Regions from separate parts of the Homo sapiens genome. Here regions 1, 2 and 3 are each linked to region 4. Evidence: chromatin loops called from intact Hi-C (ENCODE). Cell type or tissue: B cell. All regions are shown on one strand. Each heading gives the region's core, and the rest is flanking DNA. Links, peaks and the distances in the headings are about the cores only.

Region 1 (7,774 bases), core at 2,146-6,145, 170 kb after region 4:
CTGAGCCCTCGGAGGCGCTCTTCCCCCGGCCTGGAGGTTCCGGGAGAGTGGCCTCCTGCCTGCCTGCCTGCTGGAGGCCTAAGCGGGCTGAGTCCAGCTGCCCCTCGGCCTCCCCGCCACCTGCTTCCCTGTTTCCCTGTCCCGGAGCGCCATCCCAGAGAGGCTGCGGAGGAGGGCGAGGGAACCTGGACCCTTCCGGACCCTCCGAGCTCCATCTACCCACGCCGAGCTCTGCCAGCACGCCCGCCTGCCGCACTTGTTCTGCCAGAGCAGAGGCCTGGGCTGGCCTTGGGGCTCCAGGGCCAGAGAGGCATCACCCAGGGACTCTGCGGGGAGCCTGCCTGACACGGGAGGGATGGCTGGGCAGAGGCCGTGCTGGCGGGGTATATTATCAAGGGCAGGCATGGCTGGGGCAGAATTCTCTGTAGGTAGGGTGTGTCACCTGGGGAAGGACATTCTGGGTCCTTGGCAGGGTGACTATAAAAGCACACTGGCATGAAGGCCTAGGTGGGGCCATATCTGAAGGGCTGGGGCATGCTCTTTGAGTCGTGGGTAGAGCCGTGAGCCCTTGCCCTTTGTCCTGAGCCAGTGTGTGCCTCCCGCAGCAGCCACATGCCCGCGGATTGATGTCAGGAGCCACCTCTGCAAGCCTGGCTTACCACAGGGAGCCAGGCTCCAGGACAGCAGAGTGAGGGAGAGGCACTGGCTCCATGGCACCCACTGTGTCTGGGGGGCATCCAGGAGGCTGGCTCTCTGAGGGCCTGGGGAACAGGAGAGCAAAGAAGGGGAGCACTTAGATTCACGAGCCCAGCCCCTAGGGGATAGAAGCCTAAGGATCCTGTGAGGTATGAGTATGGGGTGACATAGGCCTCCCTTGTCGAGGGGCTGTCACTGTTTCTGTGGTGACCCAGTAGTACCAGGTCTTTGGAGGCCTCAAGAGAAGCTGGGAATCTGGGCTCTTATGTGAACCCATCTCGTTGTCACATGTAGAAAATCTGTCTTAAACCCCTGGTGAAACCAGACGTAGCCAGTCGGAGGCCAGATTGGAACCTGGCCTCCACTTTGCAGCCAGCGGGGGTCCAGGAACTTGAGGGAAGGACCCAGGAAGTGGAATCTGCAGGGAAGGAAGGAGGTGGGCAGGGAACCAGAGAGGAAGGGCAGCAGGTGTGGGCATCATCCTGGAAACGCAAGGTCAAGCCCAGGACGGCCTCTTAGACCAACGCAAAATGGACCCTGGAGAAGGGTTTGGGGCCCAATTTCCTATCTAGCCCGTGCAGCAGCTCTGCCAGCGCTCAAACTGTGGCCCTCGGTCAAGCACCTGCTGAGGATCTGCCCAGGGAGGCAGACCCTTGGGGGCAGCCCGGGGTCTCAGCCATGCAGCGCTCCCAGCCTTCAGGCTGTCCGCCTCCCCAGGCCTGGACTTCAGCAATGATGGACACCCTTACTCCTAGGAGGTTGCAGGGTCTGGAGAGGAGGCAGACACCTGCCACACACATGCATGGTGACAGCAGACCGTTAACGGGCCTGATATCTGCCTATGCCCCTCTGAGCCTGTCCCTTTTCCCTGAGTACAAGGCACAAAGGTTGTGCCCCAGCTTGGCTCTTTAATCTTTCCCCAACCAAGAGGGAAGCAGGGGGAACTGTGGTTTGTGGGCCCCAGGATGTCCTAATGACTCGCCTCCAGGGGAGGGTGACACAGCCTCCAGGCCTCATTGCTGCTGCTCTTAACAACGTGGTCCTGAGGCAAGAAAGTGTGGCAGGGGCTCCCAGGCTGGTCCCTCTCCTCACCTGAGCTGCCTCCCCAGCTCCCGAGGGTTATAGGGTGCCAGCATGGCTTGGCAGAGCCCTGGCATAGGGCCTGGCCCATGGGGAGGCAGTCACAGAGTTGGACCCACAGTCAGAGAAGCTGAGGGCAAGGCGGGTGGAGGAGCTGGCAGGCGGGGGAGGCTGCCCAGGGCCAGGGCCTGCAGTGTGTAGGGAAATGACAGAAGGGTTGGTGTGGGCGGGAGCCCGTGGGGCCCTTTATCTCCTGGTAAACAGGACCCGGGGGAGAGGGGAGGCCCCTAGGAAGGAAGCGAGGGTAAGGCGCAGGCTGTTGCCAGGGTGATTCAGGCAGCATCACCCACCACTGCCCACCCAGCCTGTCCATCTGAGGCAGTCGTGTGGGACAGAGAAAGCCAGGGTGGGGCTCGGGGGTGGGGGTGGGCAGTGGCTGTAAGTAGGCAAGCGGGGACTGGCATCTAGGCAGGAGGGAGGCGCACCTGCAGGTGCAGGTGGCTCTGAACCCATTCCTGATGGCTCTCTAGGCCTCTGCACCTCCAGTCCCATCCCTGTGGGCGAGTGCTGCCTACACCTGGTGTCACCCAGCAATGGGTGAGCCCTGGGGATAGCCAGCTCTGCATTCAAGGGGTTAGGTTTCCAGGGTAACCGAGCCCCTGAGCCCAGCGTGGAGCCTGGCAGAGCCAGTAATCTGACTCCCCTTTCCCTCCCGCCAGGGGCTGTCCAGAGGCTCCGCTTTGCCTCAGCCTTTAGCCCCAGAGAGGCAGGGTGTGGAGGGTGGGGGCTGGCTTCTTGGGTAAGAGATGCCTCAGGGAAGATCTACCTGGCTCCCTGCTCCTTAAACCTTTCCCTCCTGCCCAGGTCCACCCCTTCCTCTTCCCTGGTCACTTGGCACTTCGACCTCCTGCCCGTTTCGGAAAGGGGTGTGCCCTGAGGTGACTGAACTTTGCCTGATCATGACCTTGATCATGCACAGGGCTGCTGGTGGGGTGAGGCCATCCCACGCAACTCTGGGGTCTGTGAAGCCACCAAGGATCAAGGAATGGAAGAGCTGCCTGAGTGTAGAGGGAGTTCGGTCAGGCTTCTTAAACTTGGAGACTTGGAAACAGAAGGCCTTGTAGGCCACATAGGTTTTCAGAGACTCGCCTGGCAGAGGCCTGGAGCGTCCTGCTGCGTGGACTGTGGGCACCGAGCCACCAGGAGGTTGTTGATCTCATTCTTGCTCACTGGTCCCTGCCAGACTGGTGGTGCCTCTCTACTGTCGGGCAGCCCCACCTCTGTGCTGCCCCATCCACCTACAGCCCTCATGCCTGGGCCCAGCTGGAGGTTCTGACAGGGGCCCCCTGGGGTGGCATGCGGACCCTTCAGGGTGCCCCAGGCGCAGCACAGGTCTCCAGAGACACAGGCACCAGGGCGTTCAGAGCTAGTCCCCTCGCTGCTGTTGACTGTCCTTGAGCAGCCCCAGGGCCGGTTTCTCAACCTCATTTGCTCACCTGAGCAATGAAGTGAGGTGGGCTCCTGGAACTGCAGCAGCCACCCCCCGGGGCCATCGTGAGGCTAAGAATCCAGTGCAGGGTGAGCAACCAGCGACCGCTACAAGGACAGTGAAGAGCTAGCACCAGGACCTTGGGTAGCCCACCCGCTGGAGGGAGCGTGTGCTGCAAAAAGCAAGAGTGGGCTTTGGAGGCCAACGGATGGAGCGGATTCAGTCTGAGGCTGTTCCAGCCCTTGCTTAGGATCCACCTACCTAGGTCTGGAAATCGTATTTCCACTTCAGATGCCTTCTCAGAGGATAAAATAACCCCCGGTGGGGGAGAGTACTGGAAGAGGGCTAATTCCCCTGGTTTTCTCCCCATGAGCATTAGTGTCAGTGTAATTTTAGAGTGACCCCAGCTATGTCACGTGTGGCAGGCACAAGAACAGATGTCAATGAGCTATTGCAGAGGTGGACACCCAGATGTGTGCGCTGGCACACTGGAGGGGCCCGTAGGGTGGCTCTAGACCGCCCCCTCGTGACGGCTTGCCTACCACCTGCAGGCGACGTTGTGGACGTTTACCAGCGGGAGTTCCTGGCGCTGCGCGATCGGTTGCACGCAGCTGAGCAGGAGAGCCTCAAGCGCTCCAAGGAGCTCAACCTGGTGCTGGACGAGATCAAGAGGGCCGTGTCAGAAAGGCAGGCGCTGCGAGACGGAGACGGCAATCGCACCTGGGGCCGCCTAACAGGTGAGGTCTGGGGCGGGAGGGGGAAAAGGCGGGGGCGGGCTGGTTGTAGGTTCCCTGGTCTCAGTCCCGATCCTTCCCGACCCACCCAGAGGACCCCCGATTGAAGCCGTGGAACGGCTCACACCGGCACGTGCTGCACCTGCCCACCGTCTTCCATCACCTGCCACACCTGCTGGCCAAGGAGAGCAGTCTGCAGCCCGCGGTGCGCGTGGGCCAGGGCCGCACCGGAGGTATGGGCGCAGACAGGGAGGAGCACGGGGTGGGGGGACGGGTGGCCCCCGCACCCTTTCCAGCGTCGGGCCTCCGTCCCCCATAGTGTCGGTGGTGATGGGCATCCCGAGCGTGCGGCGCGAGGTGCACTCGTACCTGACTGACACTCTGCACTCGCTCATCTCCGAGCTGAGCCCGCAGGAGAAGGAGGACTCGGTCATCGTGGTGCTGATCGCCGAGGCGAGTGAGCCGGGACGCGGGGTTGGGGGACATTCAGAGGAGCCCCCGCGGTGCAGAACTGACAGCAGGAACCATTCCGAGGAGAAAGCTGTCGGAAGTTCAGTTGCTAGTTTCATTCGCAAATGCTCCGAGATAGAAAGTTGAAAGGGCTTTCTGGCACCCTCTACCCCTACCCATCGCCCCCGCCACCCCCTAGTCCTTGGCCATGCGAGTCCCAAAGGGAAAGGGCCGTCTCTGGGGGCCCCCTTACTCCGCCCTCAGCACAGCAGGCTCACTCCCTCCACGTGGGGGGCATCTGAAGCCTGTGCCCCTTCTCCAAGCCCTTCCAGGCCTTTTGGGGCAGCAGCAGGGCTAAGGGAGGGTGCTTGGTCTCCCCACAGACTGACTCACAGTACACTTCGGCAGTGACAGAGAACATCAAGGCCTTGTGAGTACTGGCGACCCCAGAGAGCTGGTGGCGGGAGAGCTCGGTGCGGGGTGTTGTGCTGGCAGGTTCCTGCCTCCCCATGAGATAGTGCCTTTCCTATCTCGTGGGGAGGCAGGGACCTGGTGGGGGAGGGGTGGGTGTGCAGAAGTGGCCCAGCCCCTCTGGAGCTCTGCTACCTCAGTTGGCTGGGTGTAGGGGGTGGTGGGGGGCTGGCACTGGGTGAGCCTCAAGAAAGGGCCACAGTCTGGTGGGCTCGGCCCCTCTCAGCCCCTGGAGGCTGCATACGGACTAGGCCTTCCCGTCCCCCAGGTTCCCCACGGAGATCCATTCTGGGCTCCTGGAGGTCATCTCACCCTCCCCCCACTTCTACCCTGACTTCTCCCGCCTCCGAGAGTCCTTTGGGGACCCCAAGGAGAGAGTCAGGTACTAGTTACTCCCCCATACCCTCAGCAACCCGCCTGCCTGTGCTGAGAACCCATCTACTGGTGTTTGAGTCCAGGGTGTTTCCCTGCAGTGCCCTGAATTCTCCATGGGAGGACCCGTGCATGGGGGTGGGGGGACAGAAGCTGCCCACCCAGCGGCTTCTCTGCGGAGCCACAATGGAGGTGGAGGGGTCTGAACTTCTGAGGCCCCGCCCCGGCCCACAGGTGGAGGACCAAACAGAACCTCGATTACTGCTTCCTCATGATGTACGCGCAGTCCAAAGGCATCTACTACGTGCAGGTCAGCCCCAAGCCCTGCGTTGCCCTGCCCTGCCCTGCGCCGCCCTGCCCTGCGATGGGTCTGGTCCATCTGGGTGCCCTTCCTCAGCCCCAGCCCCTCTCTGCTCACCTCGCAGCTGGAGGATGACATCGTGGCCAAGCCCAACTACCTGAGCACCATGAAGAACTTTGCACTGCAGCAGCCTTCAGAGGACTGGATGATCCTGGAGTTCTCCCAGCTGGGCTTCATTGGTGTGCCCCTCCCCTTACCTGACGGTGCCTTTCAGTCCCACCTGCCTCTGCCATCCTCTCTCCCAGTCCCACTGTGTCCACTGTGAGCCTTTGCCCAGGTGGGCCCTGCCTGGTGTGCGTGCTACAGCCCCACCTGGCCTGTTCTCATTGCCTGTGCATCAGACATGTCTGCCCTCATCACCTGTCTGCCTCCCTGCCCCGTTATGCCCACACCTGCCTGAAGCCTGCCCCTGGGTTTGCTGTGGGACTCGGGGGCCGCTGCAGGGAGAAAGGAAGTAGGCAGAGCAGCACTGCCCACTCAGGCCCCTCCCCACCAGGTAAGATGTTCAAGTCGCTGGACCTGAGCCTGATTGTAGAGTTCATTCTCATGTTCTACCGGGACAAGCCCATCGACTGGCTCCTGGACCATATTCTGTGGGTGAAAGTCTGCAACCCCGAGAAGGATGCGGTGAGCAAGAGCTGGCGGGACTGGCAGGGGCAGGGCCAAGGGGCAGGCAGCCTCCACCCCAAACTGTGTCCCTGTCCTTGCATCTGCTCACATAGAGCACTGTCAGCTGTGGGAGGGCCCTGGTAGTCCCCAGGAGAGGCCGTGTTGAGGAAGGAGGGCTAAGCCGAGCCCTGGGGTGTTGCCCACCCTCCACAGAAGCACTGTGACCGGCAGAAAGCCAACCTGCGGATCCGCTTCAAACCGTCCCTCTTCCAGCACGTGGGCACTCACTCCTCGCTGGCTGGCAAGATCCAGAAACTGAAGGTGGGCTGCACTGCACGCTCTCCCTAGGCCGGGATCAAGGTCGGGGCCCACGCCATCACTGCTGTCCCTCCTCCGCTGCAGGACAAAGACTTTGGAAAGCAGGCGCTGCGGAAGGAGCATGTGAACCCGCCAGCAGAGGTGAGCACGAGCCTGAAGACATACCAGCACTTCACCCTGGAGAAAGCCTACCTGCGCGAGGACTTCTTCTGGGCCTTCACCCCTGCCGCGGGGGACTTCATCCGCTTCCGCTTCTTCCAACCTCTAAGACTGGAGCGGTCAGTGCCAGCACCATGGGTCTGCGATGGGGGCGGGGCTGGGTGGCCCCCAGGGTGTAGGCTTCACCGGCAAGTTATCCTCACGTTCTTCAGTTTCCGCATCTGAAGTGGGCCTCGTAATGGTAGCTACCTTGTGAGGACTAAGTCAGGCAGCCCCTAGGAGCTCAGGGATGTTTCCTGTCACCATCCTCCCAGAGGAAGGCCCTGGTCTCTTTGCACAGCCTGACAGCTGCCTGGGGGGCCCTCCTGGCGCAGGCCTGGCCTTTCTCTGCTGGGCCCTGGGTGCTGTGCTGGAACGCTGCCCCTGCAGCAGCTCACAGGCCTGCCTGGCTGCAGGTTCTTCTTCCGCAGTGGGAACATCGAGCACCCGGAGGACAAGCTCTTCAACACGTCTGTGGAGGTGCTGCCCTTCGACGTAAGTTCGGTGGGTGTGGTGTGCACTGAAGCCGGGCCTCCTGTGACCACCTGCCTCAGCCCTTGATTCTGCCCCCAGAACCCTCAGTCAGACAAGGAGGCCCTGCAGGAGGGCCGCACCGCCACCCTCCGGTACCCTCGGAGCCCCGACGGCTACCTCCAGATCGGTGGGTAGGGTTTGGGGGAGAGCGTGGGCTGGGGTTCAGGGACACCCTCTCACCACTGCCCTCCCACAGGCTCCTTCTACAAGGGAGTGGCAGAGGGAGAGGTGGACCCAGCCTTCGGCCCTCTGGAAGCACTGCGCCTCTCGATCCAGACGGACTCCCCTGTGTGGGTGATTCTGAGCGAGGTGAGGCTGGGCAGGGCCAGGCCAGGCACGGGGAGCAGCCAGGGAGACCCTGGCGGAGCTCAGAGGCCCTGCTGACCCTGGGTCCGGCTCTTCCAGATCTTCCTGAAAAAGGCCGACTAAGCTGCGGGCTTCTGAGGGTACCCTGTGGCCAGC
Region 2 (7,774 bases), core at 2,216-6,215, 110 kb after region 4:
CCGCAGGCTTGGACAGAGGGGGAGGGTGGACACACCACCAGCCTAGGGGTCCCCTCGACCCACAGGCTTAGCGGCTGGACCGTCTCACCAGACCGTGTCCCACAGGCCAAGCACCTGGCTAGCCAGTACTGGGGGTGCAGCCGCACAATGGCCGGCCGTCGGGACCCCAGCCTGCCCTACCTGGAGCAGTACCGGATTGATGCCAGCCAGTTCCGGGAACTCTTTGCCAGCCTGACACCCTGGGCCTGTGGCTCCCACACACCTCTGCTGGCAGGGCGCATGTTCAGGCTCCTGGACGAAAACAAGGACTCGCTGATCAACTTCAAGGAGTTCGTGACAGGGATGAGTGAGTGCCTGCAGGGCCTACCAGGGGCTTGACCCTCCCTCACCCTTTCCCAGGAAGCCTCCAAATGCCAGCATCTCCTGTCTGTTCCCCCTGCAGCAAGTAGGGGGCAGCTTGAGCCCCTGGCCCTAGATACGGGAAGAACAGTTTACCCACGGGAGCCGAGATGGGGTCCAGCAGGAGCCTTGCCCGCTCCCCTCCCTCATGCAGTCTGGGGCTGCTAGAAGCTGGTCTGCCAGCCCCAGGGAAGGGCTGAGCCTTCCCAGCAGGACGCCAGGGAGACAGGAGATCTGGGACTCACCCTGTGACCTCTCCAGGAGGGAGTTGGGCAGCACAGGCTGTGAAGAGGGTCCTACTCGGACCCCCTGGAAGGGGCTCTGCAGCCATGTTGCCAGACCCAGCCCTCCCTGGCCTTCTCCACAGGCGGGATGTACCACGGGGACCTGACAGAGAAGCTCAAGGTGCTCTACAAGCTACACCTTCCCCCAGGTGAGAGCCTCCTGCCCACTCCCCAGCCAGGGTCTCCCACTTGTCCAGAAGTTCAGCTGCAGAGGACAGGCCTCTGTGAGACTGTGGGGCCTCGAGGGGGCACAGCAGCGTCGCAGGCTGGAGGTTCACATTGGAGGAGAGGGAGCGGGAGCTTGAGCACTTCACAGAGGTCTGAGAGCAGGGCCTTGGCCTGGGAAGGGACGTGGAGGAGAATCCCATGGGTGACCGGGCACTGCTGGGTACAGAACTCCCACCGAGGAGGCAGCTGGACCCAAAACCCACTAGGAGGGCCATGAGTGGAGCTTCAGGGCTGGAACCGAAACTGCTGCATTTATCTGTCAAGTTTCTTAAGGGTTTATTCCCAGAGTTTCAGCTAGAGAATCCTGTCACATGGCCATGAGGAGGGGCCACTTCTCTCTGGCCTCTCAGTGGTGCTGTAGCCTAGTGGGGCTGCACTGGCGACAGGCTGTCTGTGCAGGGGGCAGGGCTCAGCAGGAGTGGCTGCATGGACAATGCTCCAAGGAGGGGTCATCTCCCTCATCACAGAAGGAAACAAAGGCGCAGGCAGGTGGAAATCCTGGGCTGGGCACTCTGCTGTGGCTGGACCTGCCCCAGGTCCCTGCTGTCGCTTTGCCATCTGAGGTTAGCAGCTGCCCTCAGAACCGACCCCGGGGATGTTTAGAATACTGGGGCTGAGCTTCACCCGAGGAGATTCTCACTTGATTGCCTGTGATGGGGCCCAGACCTGTGGTTTTTAAAGCTGGCAGGCCATTGCTCTGTGCCTCCAGAGCTGAAGGCTCTTGACATAGCTGTTCTCGTTTGTGGCTGGCTCACCAGAGAGGCCGTGGTAGGACAGACCCCACTGGGCCTGGTCCCAGGGTTGAGAGCATGCGGGGCTACCCTGAGACTCCTGAGCCTCCTCAGCCTGCCCTGCCCTGTCCTGTCCAGACACAGAGAACACTTGGGCTCTGCTGGGCTTGTGGCCCATGCCCGCTACACTCACCCAGGACCATGCGATCCGCAACCCTGGGTACTGCTTGGTGACCTCCAGCAAAGACTGCACTGAATGAGGCCGGCCAGCACGCACAACGCGGCCCGACCTCTGAGCTACCCAAAGGGAGAGCAGCAAGTTGCCTGTGCGTGGCTGGTTCCTGTGCGCCCATAGGAGCATGAAACGCCCCCAAAGGGCCCACTGGCCAGATGGTCACTGGGGCAGGCGGGCAGCTGCCATTCACTGGACTCCTAATTGTGTTGATTGGATTTTTACCTGGGACATGTATTTCCTTTTCAAACACAATGTCAAAGTCAGGAAAGCGGCTGGATGCAGTAGGAGGCCCAGGCGGGTGGATCACTTGAAGTCAGGAGTTGGAGACCAGCCTGGCCAACACGATGAAACCTGTCTCTACTAAAAATACAAAAATTAGCTGGGCGTGGTGGTGTGTGCTTGTAGTCCCAGCTACTTGGGAGGCTGAGGCGGGAGAATCACCTGAACCCGGTAGGTGGAGGTTGCAGTGAGCCGAGATCGTGCCATTGAACTCCAGCCTGGGCAACAAGAGCAAAACTCCAGGCTGGGTGCGGTGGCTCACGCCTGTAATCCCAGCACTTTGGGAGGCTGAGGTGGGAGAATCACTGTAGCCCAGTAGGCGGAGCTTGCAGTGAGCTGAGATCATGTGACTGCACTGCAGCATGGGTGATAAAGTGAGAGTCCATTAAAAAAAAAAAAGCTGAGGAAAGTAACAAATAACCAGAACCAATCATCACCATCAAAACTATTACCGGGCACTGTCATGGGCAGGTGCTGGGACTGGCCAGGCTCGTGGGCAGGGAAAGCAAGGCTCTGCCCAGGGCTGGAGGGAACTTACTCTGAGAGGATCTCCTTGTTTCCTCCTGCCCTCACTCTGCCTTCTCTCCAAGCACAGCTCTGAGCCCAGAGGAAGCCGAGTCAGCCCTGGAGGCGGCCCATTATTTCACAGAGGACAGCTCCTCAGAAGGTGAGCGGCCACTGGAACACCCGACATGCCCAGCCAGCACTCTGCAGCCACCGCCGCCTTCCTGTGGGGCTCGGGCAGTGGCCAGCAGTCCCACCTGGGCTCAGGGAGCAGGCCGCATGGGGTTCTCCCCAGGGGACCACGGGCTGGGCTCTGCCATGCTGGCGGGGGCTGGGGCCGCCCCCTGTGGATGTCCTCACTCCTGTTTCTCTTGTGTCTCTGTCTTCCTGGACCTTGGCTCCTCCCCACTCTGCCCCTCTGCCTCTCCTCTGCTGTCCCTTCCAGCATCTCCTCTGGCCTCAGATCTGGATCTTTTCCTGCCCTGGGAGGCTCAAGGTCAGTCCCTGGAAGGCAGGGGCGCCCCCTGTACCTCCTAACACTCTTCCTGCACTATCAGGAAGCCTGGAAGCTCTTTGTCCCAGGGACCTCTCTGGGACTTCATCCTCTGGGGCATAAGTTCTGAGAAGGACCCAGAAGCAAGCCACTCCTCTGCACCGCCTCCGTGTCTGCTGTAGGTGGGCGGTAAATAAGGCCCCCACACTAGGCGCCAAGCAGGCCCAGGGCAAGGCCTCCACAGCCACATGTTAGAGACATTCTGTCTTCCTGTGAGTAGGAAACAAATACAAAATGCTGTCATTGGAGCGTGTGAAAGACACAGTGTGGCTGAGTGGGGGCTGGAAAGAATAGTGGATGCTTTCCTAGGAAAAATCTTCATGTTCCACGTCACGTTTTTTGTTAAGGAAAAACACGCATGTTGAGTGCCTGTTAGAACTCATCCCTGTGCTATGTTTAAAGCCTGTTGGGAGCATCTGATCCCAGGTGATGGGAGCATGCTAGGCCCTGGGCTTTCGCAGTCGAGCTGGTGACATGCAGCACACTTGCAAAACCGACCATAATGCCACCTGGTGGTTTCACATGGGGGATAATGCACACCAAGGAACCGACTCAAAAGAGAACCAAAAATAGTGTGTACCAAGATGCCCATGGCAGTCCTGGTGACAGTGGCAGAGGCTGACTTGAGCTTGAGGACCTTGATTTCAAGGACAGAAACTACAGAAGCAGGTACACCTTCTGTTGTACATGGAACCAGCAGGCCACTCTAGGCTTGTCCCGCATGCTTCTGGGAGCGGCATGTTGGTGCAGAGCCCTGGCCTCAGACCGCATGTGGCCCCCAGGAAGCAGGGCCTCCATTCCAGGGTGAGTTGCCTGAGCCCAGAGAGGTGTGCCCTTCACTGCCACCAGACAGCCAGCGAGAGCAGCTCAGAACTGGGGTGCTGCCGACCTGCCTGAGGTGCCCCCACCAGCCACACTGCCTTTGGGGAACAGCTCCAGGAGAGCTGGTCGGCTGCTTCTCTCCCCAGGTGCATGTTCCCACGCAGGGAGTATAGTGCGCGCCAGTTCCGGCAAATGTCCTCCCCGAAACGCTGCACCAAGCACAGGAGCTGTGCACAGACCACCCCTCAGTAACAGGCACAGCAGGCGCGGGTGGAAGGGGTCATTAGGGTTCCCCTGAGTTCTAGCAGGAACATTCCCCAGAGTTCTAGCAGGAACTATAGAATTCGTTAGTCCTCAGACTGGTCTATAGCCCTCATCATTGTTCACGTCAAAACCAGCATGTTGAGACTTGTATTCATTTGAAAAAAGGAATTGAGGGTTTGGCGGCCTTTATTTTAACCTGACCAAGTGAGGGAATGCTCAGGCCCTTTTGCTCTGGTGCCATAGGGCGGGGCTGGGCGGGCCAGGCAGGAGGTGTGGCATGGGAGACCTGCTCCCCAGGGCCTGGCCTGGGGCTGGCTGTACAGAAACACAGACTACATCTCAAGGACCCCAGGAGCTTGCAGTCCCAACAGCAGAATGTTATTCATGTTCTTTTTATTTTTGCGTTTGTCCAGAAGCACTACCACAGGAAGAGCAAGAAGGAAGTGGAAGTGAGGAGAGAGGAGGTACAGGCCATTCTCTGCCGCTGTTCTTAGAGACCCCAGCGTTGAGGCACCCTTGCTTGCTGGTCTTTTCCCCAGTCACTGCCAGGGAGCCCCCTACCCCGGGAGATGGCGGATGCGTCCCCCGATCAGGGAGCAGGCCTCGGGATGCACAGGAGGCTCCACGCTCTCCACCAGCCCCACGGGCACCCAGCCAGCCCTCTCTTGCCAGCTTCTCTCCAGCTGCCCTGTGACTCCCCATCTGAGAGAAGACATTGTGGATCATTGTCATCAGCTTAGGTCCAACCACTGCAGCAATTTAGGGAAAACCTGTGGCTGTTCTGGGTTTTTTTCCCATGACCACCTTCCCAAACGCCAGGGTGTTTTATGATAGGGCCCTGGTAACTCCATGCCAGAAAACACCCAACTCTTCCTCTCCCTGCTGTCAGCCCGCAGCCGTCTCACATGACAAAGATTAATCTCTTTCCTCCTAACCTGCAGAGGAGAAGGGGACCAGCTCTCCGGACTATCGGCACTACCTTCGAATGTGGGCCAAGGAGAAAGAGGCTCAGAAGGAGACGATTAAGGATCTTCCCAAGATGAACCAGGTAGGCTCCACTGGAGCCCACAGTAGACATTTCTGGAGAGTTCTGACCAAGACTGGGCCCTAACATCACCGCACCTGCACTGCAGCATCTCCTGGTGGGTGGGAAGGCTCCTCCCTGCCTCTAGAGCCCGTTAGTCCTGGTTGCCAGTCAGCGATGATTCCAGAAAGACAAGAGGCCAGTTGCTCCAGGGCCTTGTATAGGGGCATGTTTCCAGATTGAGTGAGTGTCTGTGAACCAGGAGCCAGAGGCTTGTAGGCTACCTTTGACAAGATATGCGTTCCACACCCTGCACCCTCCCAGCCCTGCCCAGGGCTCTGCACACGCAGGCTCACATGCATCCTCCACACCCGCTCTTCATTCACTGGTCTCGCAGATCAGAAGCATGGTGTCTTGCCAAGGGTCTCAAAGCCAGAAAATGGGAGACCCCAGCTCCAAACTGCAAGCGTTGAGCCAAAGGCAAGTCTGGAGCACCAGCCTGACCATGGCCCTCGGGCCAGACCCACGGTCTAGCTGTGCCCAGTAGGGGACCCTGCAATCTGACCACTCCCCCAGCAGGCCTGGAGGGTGGGCACCACGTGCGATGAGGATTCTTCCCATTCTTGGGCCAGGAGGCCTAGACGTGTGGCTTCAGGACCTAGCACCCACCCTCCCCAGCACCCCCCTCCCCAGGATCCCCCTCCCCAGCTGACCCAGGCTGTATTTTCCTCACCATCACCTTCTAAAGAGCTTCATTCAAGGGCTGAGTTGAGGCTGCTTCTGATTAAAACCAAAGGTGATTCTAAAACACAACGAAGTCCTTGTACTGACTGGATTTAGAGTCGTGGTAGAAATCCATCTCCCTGTGCCAACAGAACGGACCTAGAAACAGGGAGGCCCCAGGTCAGACCAGCATGCTCTGAGTGCCAAGAGAAAGGCAGCTGGAGGGGAAAGCCTTTTGAAGAGCTGTGTGGCCTCTCTGAGCCTGTGTCCTGATCTGTGAGATGGGACTGATGAGGCTCATGGAGATGATTAGCAAGACGGCAGCCAACATCCTTAGGCTGGTGCTTGTCATCAGTTTGGCTAATATGGACCCCGTCTGACTGGTCTTTTACCATCTCCCTGTTCTTCTGTTTTTCTCCCTAAAAGGAGCAGTTCATTGAGCTGTGCAAGACGCTTTACAACATGTTCAGTGAAGACCCCATGGAGCAGGACCTGTACCACGCCATCGCCACCGTGGCCAGCCTCCTGCTCCGCATCGGAGAGGTGGGGAAGAAGTTCTCAGCCCGCACAGGCAGGAAGCCCAGGGACTGTGCCACTGAGGAGGACGAGCCACCAGCACCCGAACTGCATCAGGACGCAGCCAGGGAGCTTCAGCCCCCAGCTGCAGGAGACCCCCAAGCCAAAGCAGGCGGAGACACACACCTCGGAAAAGCCCCACAGGAGAGCCAGGTGGTGGTGGAGGGGGGCAGCGGCGAGGGACAGGGCTCACCCTCCCAGCTGCTGTCTGACGATGAAACCAAAGACGACATGTCCATGTCCTCCTACTCGGTGGTCAGCACGGGCTCCCTGCAATGTGAAGACCTTGCAGACGACACGGTGCTGGTGGGCGGGGAGGCCTGCAGCCCCACAGCGCGCATCGGCGGCACCGTCGACACCGACTGGTGCATCTCCTTTGAGCAGATCCTGGCCTCCATCCTGACGGAGTCCGTGCTGGTGAACTTCTTTGAGAAGAGAGTGGACATTGGACTCAAGATCAAGGACCAAAAGAAAGTGGAGAGACAGTTCAGCACCGCCAGTGACCATGAGCAGCCTGGAGTTTCCGGCTGATGCCTGCAGCTGTGAGGCCTGGCCCAAGGTGTCATCAGTGGGGCTGGCCTCATCTCCTCCTGCCTTTCCTCCCTTATCAGTTTCTCTTTAAAGGTGTGCCCCTCCTGCTCTCCCAGGAGCAGTGAGTTGTGAGTGGAAAGAAGGCTGGTGCAGACCCAGCTGCCTTAGACAGATTCCCTGGGCCTGCATCTCCTGGCGCCGGCTGCTTCTGGGCCCAGGAAGAGGCTGTGGCTCCCACCTTCCTTACACCTGGTGGGAGCCCGCCTCGCACCAGCTGCACCTGCCTAGCATTACAGGCTCTCAGATCTGCCCTTGCTTGCCTCATACCTCTGTGCTCCACACTGCGGCCAGGCCAGCTGAGTCCCTCCATCCGTGGATGCTTTCCTGCAGCTATGTGGTATGGGGGTCATTCCTGCCTCTTGGCACCAGGTTGGGGGGCATGTGCTTGTTGGGCACCAAAGTGATGGAACCCTCAGGTGCTCTCCGGGAGCCTGAACCTCCTGACTGAGGAACATGGGCAGAACATGTTTATTGCACAGAGTGGGCGCTGCGCACAGGCGTGGCTGTACACGTGCTCTCAGCTCATCATCCTTTCCAGTAACTTTAAAAAAACATCCCTCA
Region 3 (7,774 bases), core at 2,274-6,273, 210 kb after region 4:
ATTACTGACACTTAGAAGAAAAGGGGAACTTAGCAGAAGATAGGCAAAAAGCAATCATTATTTAAACCAGTTCAAATTGTTGAGCTCCTTTCTAGTTATTCATTCTAAGATTCTGGTATAATTTCTTCACTCTAATCACCAGAAGCTTAAGAACTACTGAGAGTGCTTCGTAAGTTGCAAAGTGCTACCCAGATGGCAAGCACCCTCACTGTGTGCAGCTGAGCCTCTCTTCAGGGGGTGCTGAACGGCGTGAGACATCTTACTGGCTGAAGTAAGTGGAATTATCAGCACTGGGAGATGCTTAAATGGCTTACAGTTTTTGGCTATTAGAAATAACCACACAATGAATATCTTGGATATAACTTTTTCTTTTATTTTGGATTATTTCTTTAGATCAACTTGTCGGGTATATAGTGTGTCAATGCATATGAACATTTTACAGCATGTGAAAAATACATAATGTCAAATGACTTCCCAAAAGCAGTGAGCTCATTTACACACTCTCATCAATACAGGAGTGTGTCTATTTCCTCATGATATTACCGGCACTGGGCTTTTTAATTTGCAAAATTTTAGCATGTATTACAAATTCACGTTCACTGCAGGCTTATCTGCACTAGCGGAAAACAGGAAACAACCCGAAGGGCCATTTTCCATTTGATGCTACCGGGCTTTAGAACCATGATGAAGTAAGCACAGAGCTGAGCTGTGCTGGGAAGCAGCACATGCCTACAATGTTATAAGCTTACCAAAAATTAGGGAATTTTGTACATGGAGATCTGAAAGGTAGTAAAAAAAAAAAAAAAAAAAAAAAGCCAAGCCTCTAAGAAGCACGTGAAACGTAATGTTTATCTGCAAAACACAGTCGCAAATTACTTAATTTAAATCCTACGGCACGAAAGAGACAGTGGACTAAATGCAGGTGATTCCTGAAACCTTCGTGCAGTTAATAATCAAGCTATGCCAGGGAACTTTACCCTATTTTTTATTAACAATCAACCCTGGTTTATTTTATAAATTTCCACTCCCAAGAGGAGCAAGGATGACAGCAGCTATTCCCTCCTCCCTCTTCCCACAACTACCTCGGATCCAATTAACATCCAAAGTAGTGAGTAACCTCACTGAAGTGTCTGCAGCAGAGGAACAGAAAGCAAAGGCTCATACTTACCTGGCCAGGTGGAACCAGTGATCGGAAAGGCATATTTCCTGGCTTTGGCTTCATCAGAAACAGGGAGTTCTGCTCGTGACTTATATGGGACAGCTGCTGGGGAAGATAAGCCATCAGGGCTGGCTTGCTCTGGCCAGACCCCGGGCTGCCTTGCCCACAGTCCGCTTTGTAATGAGAAAGGGGTTTTGTATTGCCGTAGTCCAGCACAGACCCCTGGTTATTCGCGGAGTTCTGATTCAAGTTACTCGGTGGCTGGTGACTCAGCAGGTTCACATGGCTGGGCTGGAGGTAGGGGCCTCCGGGCCGAGGGGAACTCTTATTCACACTAGGCATCATGAGCAGTTTGGAGTTAGTGAAGTCTTGCTTGTAGCTGGAAGGGCTGGCAGGCTTCTCCATGGGGTAAGGGACATCTAAGGAACTGTGGGAGGGCCCCGTCTGCTGCCATGTGGACATCTGGCCCGGGGCTGGTGCCGGGGTGGCCTGCTGTGGGTTCTGGAGCATCTGCTCGCGCTTCTGCTTGGCAGCGATCTGCTGGAGCTGGTGGGCAGAGGACAGCTCTGAGGCCCCTCCTGGGCCCTGACTGGGCAATACCACACCTGCAAGGGCTCTTTGTGCGTTCTGGGCCTGGGCTGATGCCGGCATCAGGTTTGGACTGGGATTGTCCGCCCGGGGCTGACCAGAGGTGTGGAATAAGGTTTGGGAGCCCCCTAGGCTGGGGGAATCTGTACTCACAGGGGCAGAGGAAGGCCCCAGAAAGGTCTGCCCTGCAGACCCGGCCCTCACTTGTGGAGAGCCTAACTGTTCTTGCTCAAAGGCTGCTGGAGAGAATTCCGTCTTAATATTAATGTCCTGTGCCAAGGGGGTTTGTGTGGCAGAGCCAGAAGACTCTGGGTCCTTCTTCTCCTCGAAGTCCTCATTAAACAGGTCCTTCATGTCTTCATCGGGCACCGACCTGTTCAGCTCCTCGATGAGCTCCTTCCACTCCTGCTCGTTAAGGTTGAGGTCTGGCATGAGGTTGCTTTGCGATATGGAGCCGACAGTCCCAGTGATCATGCAAGGCAGGTCTTCGACAGGCTCCTGCTTCAGTTCTTTATTCAGGCTCAGAGGAAATGACTCACTGGGGTTACTGCCTCCATTCAAGTGAAGGCTGGAGTCAGCCAGACGCTTTTTGTTGAGAGAGTCTAGCCCCAGAGAGTGCTTCCCACTGGACTGCAGGGCGTCGGCTCCAGAAGGCTTGTCAGACTGACCGAGGGGGGAGGCTGGAGGCAGTCCATTGGAAGAGATGGCAACTCCCAGAGGGGCCTCCCGGCGAGTCTTCTTATGCCCAGGAAAGAGGTCCCCGTAGCCATTCTGTTGATCGCCATTCTGAGGGGAAGTGGCGCTGTCAAGATTCCTCTTAACTGTATCATGAAGATGCTGAAAAACATTGAAAAGAATGACTTAAGATACATATGAATTTGCTCTGCTATGACAGTAACAAGCCAAGGGCTGATGTCCCTGCAATGCTCGCCAGTGGGTTCTGCTTGCATAGTGTACACTCCCATTTCTGGGGACACACCTCCATTTTCCCTGACGGTCCTATACCTGGCCAGTCAGAACTGATGTCTAGCTAAAGTGCTTCTGCAGTCCTCTTTCTGCAGGAGACAGGCATGAGGCTGCCCACAGCCATCTCGTCTGGCGGTATGCCCAAGAATGGAGCCAACAAAAAAATGCCAGAGAGTACACACACACACACACACACACACATATATATATTATATATATATATATGTTTTGAGATGGAGCCTTGCTCTGCCGCCAGGCTGGGTGGAGTGCGGTGGCACAATCTCAGCTAACTGCAACCTCCGTCTCCTGAGTTCAATCAATTCTCATGCCTCAACCTCCCAAGTAGCTGGGATTACAGATGTGCACCACTGTGCCTGGCTAACTTCCGGTATTTTTTGGTAGGGACGGGGTTTCACCATGTTGGCCAGGCTGGTCACAAACTCCTGGCCTCAAGTGATTCACCCGTCTCAGCCTCCCAAAGTGCTGGGATTACAGGCATGAGCCACTGTGCCCAGCCCCTCACTTTTTTTTTTTTTGAGACAGAGTTTCGCTCTTGTTGCCCAGGCTGGAGTGCAATGGCGTGATCTTGGCTCACAGCAACCTCCGCCTCCAGGGTTCAAGCCATTCTCCTGCCTCAGCCTCCAGAGTAGCTGGGATTACAGGCATGTGCCACCATGCCCAGCTAATTTTGTATTTTTAGTAGAGACGGGGTTTCTCCATGTTGGTCAGACTGGTCTTGAACTCCAGACCTCAGGTGATTTGCCCACCTCAGTCTCCCAAAGGGCTGGGATTACAGGTGTGAGCCACTGCGCCCGGCCGGCCCCTCACTACTTCTTATTGGGACTATTTGCTTGAACATAATCTGTCTGGTGTGACACTGTGACTCTGCTTCCCATCTGCTCCTCGATGGATTCATGCCACTGAAGTTATTAAGATTCTGCCTTGTGCCAGAGACAAGTGCTGTGGGGAACATAAAGACAAAGAAGACAGCTCCTCCTCGGGTGGGCTTTCAGGACATGGGACATACACAGACAGGGCTACAGAGTGAGAGCAGCACACAGTAAGTACCCTGGGAGTTCAGGGGCGGCGATTTCAAGATAAGAACATGTCAGAAGGGATGGGAAGGGGACAGAAGACGGACTCCTTCTACTGCTTCCTCACCTGCATGTGCTGCAGTCAGGACTCAACTCCACTGCTCAGAGGGAGTGCCTATGCTCAGCTTCCAAACACATGCTGCTCCTTTCCTGTGTTTACTTTATTACGTTTTTGTCCTTTATCCCCCACCCCCAGTACCATCCCCCCTTCCCATAAACCCTAAGCATCTATAGCATGTTATTAGAAAATGTTCCAAGTAACAGCCCTCATTATTATCTTTAGACAGGATTCAGAGGAGACGGGGAGCCCCCTGTGCTAGCTTCTCCGGCTGCAGAGAAAGGCCACCTGACTCTCCACACCAACCCCAGGGGCCCAGGTGAAGTGCCCTGGCCTGGGCGTCCTGCCTGGGGCAACTCCACGGGCATCAGTTCTCAACAGCAGATTACCCACTGGACACCAGGGAGGACCATTTTCTCAACCTCTAATCCCCAATTCTAATGTTCCTGTTCTTCTTTTCCCCACATCAAGATTTGCTTATTTCTTAACTGTTAAAGCTGACTACACAGTGCTCTATAAATCCTAGCCAAGTCAGTATTTTTAAAAATCCATATATGGGTAACTAAGTCGGTCTGAAAAAAAAAAAAAATCGCAGGAATGCCTGACAAATGGAACTGCAGGGCAGAGGTAAGCAACAATCCTAGGATTCAGAACACCGCCCCACAGCTGCAGGACGTTTGCTTTACTTTCATGCAGGTTCTTCTGCTTTCTCCTGCCACCTAGGGGTGGAAGGGAACCACGCACATAAAATAGACCCTTTATAAAAAGCCATTATTTGAAAAGTTTTCCTTGTGGAAGGTAAATTCATACCCATTTAAATGGTCAGAGGAAATAAAAATTAGTTGCTAACATTTCCTTGATTTTCATCTTTTCTACCATTTTCTTTTGTTCCACAGTGCCAGGTCTGGGCTATCTGTAAACCTGGGAGCTCAGTTTTCCATCTTCCTAGGGGAAAAAGAAAGATGGAAATCTAAAGGGTCAAGGCACTTGATGAGTCAGCTGGTTGTCTCAGATTAGAAACAGAATCTTTCTTTGCCCTAACAATTACAAAAGCTACCACTCCCTCATTCAATATTCACATGCAAACAGCTGCAGACAAGTTCCAATGTAACAACTGAATTTTGTAATACCTATTGCTTTTAACCAAAGGAAACAGTAGGGCATTTTGTCAACTACTCACAAAATTTAACTGGAATAACGTAGACGGGGATAGGAGTGTGTAATGTGGTGGCCCCGGCAGATTTTTAAGCCCTGAGCATTTGCAGGAGTGTCTGATATGCAGGGCAAGGATGAGTGAGCCTTGGAGCCTGAACTCAAAGAATCACAATAGAGATGGGCAAACAGCCTGAACAGATTAAAAGTTATGTAAGAACAGACACAGAAGGTGCTATAAAGCAATACTAGACTGGCTGCCACGTATAAATACAGGAGCCTGCTCCAGCACATCTGGTACTTCTGGGTGCTCAGCTCAAAGGTTCCTGTTGTAACTACTGAAGAGTTTCTGCAGTGTACAGGGTTCCAGGAGGACCCAGTCCTGGGAGATAATATGATCAGATGCTCGTGGTCGGCTGGAGAACCACGTGTGCTCAGCCTTCCACCAAGACACCCCGCTGACCTAAGTCCCATCCTAGCCTGTGCCAGCTCCCTCGCTGGGAGGCCACACTCTCCAGGCGCCACCTGCCATCCTCTGCTCTGGGAGAGGAGCTCCAGGATACCACCACTGCTCTGAATCAAGCTGGAGCTGGCCACACCTTTTGGACTCCTAAGCAGCATCCTGTCAGTCTCTCACCCACCATGCACTAGCCTTATAGGAAGGATAATCCTTTGCCTATCTCCACTTCCTCCTTCTTCAACCACCCACCGCTGCACTCCCAGAATGCTTTGTGGCCAAACTCACCAAAAAATGACAATACCTACATGCTTCCACTCTGAGCTGACAGACACAGCTGCTGAAGACACGCGTGGTTCTTTCATGAGTGCTCCTTACACACTGGCAGCCAATGCCCCTTTCTAGCCCTACTCATCAGGAAATTTGCTTTTCCTCCTGCCTCCTCTTTTTTACCTCTTCTATCATCTTCCTGTCAGCCAAACTCCACCAGTTCCCACCCCTTAGAGCCAGCACCTTGATCTATGGCAATATGGATTACATTCCTGGCCAATCTGGAAATCAATGGGATGTGGGGAAAAGGAAGGGAGGAGTTGAGAACTGCTTTCTCCAAGGCCAGCAATGATCTTCCTACTGTTACACATAGGCCATATTTTCAGTCCTTCCTTTCCCTCTCTCCCTGCACTCCCTTCCTCTCCCTCTTATCATCTGCCACTTAATAATTCATCTTTATTATTATTATTGAGACGGAGTTTCACTCTTGTTGCCCAGGCTGGAGTGCAATGGTGCAATCTCGGCTCACTGCAACCTCTGCCTCCCAGGTTCAAGTGACTCTCCTGCCTCAGTCTCTCGAGCAGCGGGGATTACAGGCGTGCACCACCATGTCCAGCTAATTTTGTATTTTTAGTAGAGATGGGGTTTCGCCATGTTGGCCAGCTGGTCTCAAACTCCTGACCTCAGGTGATCCGCTCACCTCGGCCTCCCAAAGTGCTGGGATTACAGGTGTGAGGCACCTCACCCAGCCCTTTATTAATTTTTTTTAAGAGACAGGGTCTCACTCTGTCACCCATGCTGGAGTACAATGGGTGATGATCAAGGCTCATGGCAGCCTCAAACTCCTGGGCTCAAGTGATCCTCCCGCCTCAGCCTCCTGAGTAGCTGGGACCACAGGCATGAACCACCATAACTGGCTAATTTTTTTGCTTTTGTGGAGACAGGAGTCTCACTATGTTGTCCAGGCTAGTCTCAAACTCCTGGGCCGAAGCGACCCTCCTGCCTCAGCCTCCTAAAGTGCTGGGATTACAGGTGTGAGCCATTGCACCTGGCCTCCTTCCATCTTTTTTTTGAGACGGAGACTCGCTCTGTCACCCAGGCTGGAGTGCAGTGGCGCGATCTCGGCTCACTGCAAGCTCCACCTCCCGGGTTCATGCCATTCTCCTGCCTCAGCCTCCCAAGTAGCTGGACTACAGGCGCCTGCCACCACGCCCGGCTAACTTTGTTTTTGTATTTTTAGTAGAGACGGGGTTTCACTGTGTTAGCCAGGATGGTCTCGATCTCCTGACCTTGTGATCTGCCCACCTCGGCCTCCCAAAGTGCTGGGATTACAGGCATGAGCCACTGCGCCCGGCCTGCTTCCATCTTTAAAGTTCCCTTTTTCTTTACCACTTTTCTTGTATCCTCTTCTGCTTTTATGGTTGGTTGTTTCTAGTATCCTTTGAGAAGTCTCCCCTTCTCCTGCCCTTCTATCAAATAGTACAGTCCTCTCCCCCTTTTACTCTACATAGTCTACCTGAGAGATTTCACACATTCCCATGCCTTCAAATTCCCATGACTGAACATCACACTCAAATAAACCCAACTGTCTGGGAACCAAACGCTGATCCACTCAGCCCTTGTCCCTTCCAACTTCCCTCATAGCCCTCCCTGCTGTGCAGCATGCTGGGGTCATGCGGCTGGCTTACAGCTTATAGCTTCTCAAATGTGCCTGCTCAGTGCTGCCTGGGGCCTCTGCACCTGCTCTTCTCTTTGCCCAGAGCACCTCTTCCCTCTAACTTTTCTGGGGATGACTCAGCTTCTAATTCAGGTGGCTTATCTCCTCCATCATCCACATCACCTACCACCCACACCATAGTACTTTCTTGCTGATCCCCTCACCAGAGGCACTCATCTAGTGTCAGGGCCTAACCCGACACTAGAATGCCAAGCAGAGACCCCAGTGCCTTCGACAGTGCCCAGCACTTGATAAGTGTCTGTGAATAAATGTGCCATCTGATGCCCCACCTCTGCAGAGCTCTTACTTCTGT
Region 4 (4,000 bases), core at 1-4,000:
CAGTTGGTCTTGAACTCCTGACCTCAGGTGATCTGCCTGCCTCAGCCTCCCAAAGTCCTGGGATTACAGGCGTGAGCCACCGCACCCGGCCTGTTTTCTTTAAAGATGGGGTTCTCACTATGTTGCGCACAGCTGAACATGAACTCCTGGGCTCAAGCAGTCCTCCTGCCTTGTCCTCTCAAAGTGTTGGGATTACAGGCATGAGTCACTGTGCTTGGCATTGTTTTGTGATTCCTGTGGGTTTCAAAAACAGCCCCTTGTTCCTCTCCATCTTAGACTACATCTCCAAGCCCTTCAGTGAGACTTCCATCGAGCTCACCTGGCTCTGGGTACAACAACTCCAGGGACTTGGATTAAATCTTTTTCTAAACCTGGATTATGCAAAATGGAAAGAACTGATACCTGCTTTGTGCCTGCTGTGGTTCAGATGCTCTGCTCTGAGCAGACTATACTCACTGTCTCCTATAATTCTCCCAGCAGTCCTAAGAGGGTGTGTTTTCCCCGTTGTACAGTGAAGGATGGTGAGCCGATAGCAGGTTCCAGGGTCGCACAATTCAGAAATGGCAGAGCTGTGTCAAGGCCTGCCTTTAATGTGGTGCTCCCCACATGGGACCAAGCCTTCCTCCATGAGGAAAGGACTCGCCTGTGCCTGGTTGCCCTGGAAACAGCATGTTGGTTTCTCCTGTGGCTCCTCTCAAGCTGGGGAGCATGAAACTAAGATACACAGTTCTGAGTATCAATTGGATAAATAGGAAATCACCTGCCAAGAAGCCTAAAACCAAAGAGTTTGCCTCTTCCTCCTCCCTTCCCTTTAAAAGACATCCACACAACTCCAGCCTTATAATATGGAGCATGTGAATTAATAAAATAATTGTGAGTTGTTATCTCCATGAGGCTACTGGTCTTATTTTACTTACAAAGTAATCTATTTTGAGTCTAGGAAGATCTGTTTTTAAAAAAAAAAAAAAAATCAAACTGAAGAAGAATTACATGTACTGAAACAGAAATCCAAGATTCTGGAAGTCCAGTCATTCTAGTTTACATATAAAGGAAAATCTATAAAACTAAATGTAAGCTGTCCTCTAGAAAATTAAACTGTGGAACAGCCAGTCTTCCTTCACATGCAGTCATTGACGGTCTAAACGTGAGGCTAAAGGAAATGCACACGCCAGTGCAAATCAGGAGAAGGGCCAGCGGGACACAGGGAGGCGTCATCCACACTTGCCTGCTTCAACACTGGAATGACCAGGAGAAGCCAAGGCTCTCCAAATTCTGTCTTGCTGTTTCAGCCCAGGATCCTCCAGAACCATATGGCACCTAAAACTACGGGCCTCCAAAACCATTCATGGGTATATTACTAGAATGAGGGGATCTTCCCTCAGGGGAGGCTCGGCCTAAAGTAGTTTATTCTGGGAACTTAATCCCATTATCTTCATCCCTTCAGTGTTGACTTTTCCAGTTTCATTCGGAGTTATCTTTTTCCTTTTGTATAATTTTTATTTTTTGTAGAGTTGGGGTCTCACTATGTTGCCCAGGCCGCTCTGAACTCCTGGCCTCAAGTATCCTCCCACCCTAGCATCCTGAAGTGCTGGGATCACAGGCATGAGCCTGACGTCTGGCCCTCTTTTTAAAATTTAGTTCATTGCTTTCCAGACCTGACTGCATCAGAGTCAGTGGGAGGCTTTCAGAAGCATCCCGGGTGGAGGCCGGGCATATGCGCTTTAATTATAAGTTCCCGCCCGATTCTCGTGCTGCAAAGCCACGCCTGCCACCAAGGTCCAGGCCATGGTTGATCTGAACCATTTCTGCGCTGCACCTGCCACCATAGAAGTGGTTTGTGTTTGTGGTCTGCTTGTGAATGTTAGAATTTTTGGCACGGTTCACGGAATTTCGCTGCACCCTCTATGGTACTGTTACTTGGTTGTCTTTCAGTACTGGGTCACTGTGTTACTAGCTGTGCTTACTGCCCTGGCTGAGTGTAGAGTTTTCCCTGTTGCTGTGGAACTGAGCGGCTGTTTGTTCCTCTTACACTCCACGCATCACCAAGCTGTAACTTTCCCTGAGACTGCACCACACAGCCTGCTCAGCACAGCACACCATCTCACTGCCATGTAGCGACAGTGCAGTTATCAGGTGTAGCAAAAATTAACTTTACACATCAAGCGGTACTTGTGACAGTCTTTAAGCTAGAGCAGCATTTCTCAGCCTTGGCACTGTTGACATTTGGGACCAGGTCATTGTGTGGGGGTGTGGGCCTGGCAGTGTCCTTGGCCCTCTACCCACTAGGTGTCAGTAGCGCCCACCCACACACAGTTGTGACAACCAAAACTGCCTCCAGATGAGAACCGCTGAGCTGAGGATGGCTGTGCGCGGCTCTTCAAGCCTCACCCCAGCAGATGCCACTCGCAGCTGCGCCTTCGCGCTCACCAAACTGCCGCTTACAGAATTCCTTCTGCCTTGGGACGCCTCCCCGCCCCTATTGTCTTTGAAGCCCAGAGTCGGTGTTACCTGCTGTGGCTTTCTGTACCTCATGTTGCTAAGCGGTTCTGTTCCCTCACCGTCTTCCCACGGGACTCTGAACAGACTTGGCAAGACAGAGCCTCCCCGCCTGGCTGGCGCTCCGCATTCGGCACAGCAGCACCTGCAGGTGTGTTCACTCTACTTCAACACCTTAACTCACACGCTTGTTCTTCACTCTCAGAGGACCGCTTCACCATTGACTGCCCAGAGGAAGCAATGGGTTTAATTCCCTCAGCGTGCTGACCCGGGTGCGCAGGCCGGAGAGGCCGTCTGCTGCGGTCCATGCCGCTCCTCCCCGCGCCGCTGCGTGCCTGCTCTCTCCCTTCCTCGGGGCCTCGTTCTCTTGGCTGGCTGCTCCTTCCAGTGTTCTGTCTCCACTCGCCGGCATCTCGTGACACTCGCATTTCCCAGTCCAGTTTTTAAAACTCTCTTTCAAAGCCATCGCCCTCCAAGTACTGCCCCACAGCGTCTGCTGTCACACCTGCCCACTGCCTCTTCCCTCCGTGAGGGAGGGAGATGGGCCTGGACACCCTCGTGTCCATCTTTCCTTAACGATTCACAAGCTCAGCTAGGACTTTCTATCCAGAGCTGTCAAGCCGCTCATGGATTGCCTGCTTCTTGCCACGTGACGTTTCCTTTTCCTCTTCTGTCGCACTATTTACTGTGGACAGATGGCAGTTGGCATGGCGGAGGGGCCTCCTCCTCGGCTCAGTGATCACGGCTGATTCTCCTTTGGATGTTAGCCAGCAGGTCTTAGAAACCGAGGAACTGTCACCTGGTCTTATTAGACCTCTTAAAGGTCGGCCATCGGAGTGTGTAGTCGTTAGAAGTACGTTTTCAGAAGTGGAGTTGCCGCGTGGATGAACGTATGTTTCCATGCCACTTCAGGAGCTAAAGCGGGGGGCCGGCCGCTGCAGATGTCTGAGGCTCCACTGCAGCCGAGGGTCCATAGAGACAGAGACTGCTGCCAGCCCCAGCTAGCAGAAGAGAGTTCTTGTCTGGGACCTTTAATAATCCTGCATCCTTTTATATTTGCCAGGTTCTTACATGGCACCAAGAGGCTGCAGAGCTGTGAGAGCAACTCACCTTCAATATAGAGGCCTCCCCTCCCGCAGCACTCTTCTGCTCACTCTAGTTCATGGCATGTGTGGGACATAGGAAAGGGGAGGGCGCTGAATTTCATGATTGCTGGGTTTGTTCCTTTCATGTTCTATTTGTTTCTCGTTCTGTATCCCCAAGTATTTCTCATAGGAATAAAGGACTTTGTTGGCGCTCAGTATGCTTGTGCTTTTCAGGTTTCACTGTCCACGTTACCTGCTTTCCGTCCCGATGCACCACCCACCCTGTGTGTGGCGGGCCTGTTTTTTATTTATGTGTGTTTTTATCACGTGAGTGGGGAACTTCTTTTCAAGGCCCTACTTGCCCCAGGTGCCTCTTTCTGAGGCCTCCTGGGTGTCCATGGAGCACCTTCCATAATGAG

Evidence for each region. Hi-C counts contacts between places; a loop is a spot of excess contacts. Peaks named below come from ENCODE experiments on the same cell type or tissue, not always from the same donor. Only the 100,000 strongest peaks of a DNase experiment are listed, where the experiment ranks them.
Region 1: a loop joins it to region 4, with 17 times the contacts of the local background. A loop is called at or near these places in 6 of 110 quality-filtered maps.
Region 2: it touches region 4 in a loop (14-fold over the local background); 4 of 110 quality-filtered maps call a loop at or near these places.
Region 3: it touches region 4 in a loop (22-fold over the local background); 5 of 110 quality-filtered maps call a loop at or near these places.

Annotation. Positions count from the first base shown.
Region 1 is chr5:179,798,012-179,805,785 of GRCh38, reverse strand. It overlaps MGAT4B (alpha-1,3-mannosyl-glycoprotein 4-beta-N-acetylglucosaminyltransferase B), which reads left to right. Exons shown (of 15, transcript NM_014275.5): 2 at 3,817-4,002; 3 at 4,092-4,232; 4 at 4,319-4,452; 5 at 4,833-4,879; 6 at 5,189-5,302; 7 at 5,527-5,602; 8 at 5,718-5,832; 9 at 6,150-6,280; 10 at 6,476-6,583; 11 at 6,665-6,858; 12 at 7,195-7,273; 13 at 7,352-7,439; 14 at 7,509-7,621; 15 at 7,718-7,774. The coding sequence ends at 7,741. MIR1229 (microRNA 1229) reads left to right here and starts at 7,440; the gene lies at 7,440-7,508. RefSeq lists silencers at 1-65, 3,837-3,906. In B cell, for the core only: CTCF peaks have their summits at 3,584 and 3,786 (motif pointing left); a DNase peak (open chromatin) is centred at 3,785.
Region 2 is chr5:179,862,827-179,870,600 of GRCh38, reverse strand. It overlaps TBC1D9B (TBC1 domain family member 9B), which reads left to right. Exons shown (of 21, transcript NM_015043.4): 16 at 106-346; 17 at 767-832; 18 at 2,752-2,823; 19 at 4,713-4,763; 20 at 5,241-5,347; 21 at 6,473-7,774. The coding sequence ends at 7,153. Among named protein-coding and RNA genes, the nearest start is that of MRNIP-DT, 7.7 kb to the right of the region's middle. RefSeq lists an enhancer at 2,928-3,454. In B cell, for the core only: no CTCF peak of the experiment used is centred there; a DNase peak (open chromatin) is centred at 3,753.
Region 3 is chr5:179,760,136-179,767,909 of GRCh38, reverse strand. MAML1 (mastermind like transcriptional coactivator 1) reads right to left here. Exons shown (of 5, transcript NM_014757.5): 2 at 1,169-2,584. Among named protein-coding and RNA genes, the nearest start is that of LTC4S, 30 kb to the left of the region's middle. RefSeq lists an enhancer at 7,583-7,662. In B cell, for the core only: CTCF peaks have their summits at 4,405 and 4,610 (motif pointing left); DNase peaks (open chromatin) are centred at 4,579 and 5,729; H3K27ac peaks cover 1,452 bases.
Region 4 is chr5:179,973,662-179,977,661 of GRCh38, reverse strand. All of the region lies in intron 5 of RNF130 (ring finger protein 130), which reads left to right. It overlaps LOC124901150 (a long non-coding RNA gene), which reads right to left and starts at 3,133. Exons shown (of 2, transcript XR_007059084.1): 1 at 2,509-3,133. RefSeq lists an enhancer at 2,391-2,450. In B cell, for the core only: CTCF peaks have their summits at 2,076 and 2,277 (motif pointing right); a DNase peak (open chromatin) is centred at 2,301; H3K27ac peaks cover 1,262 bases.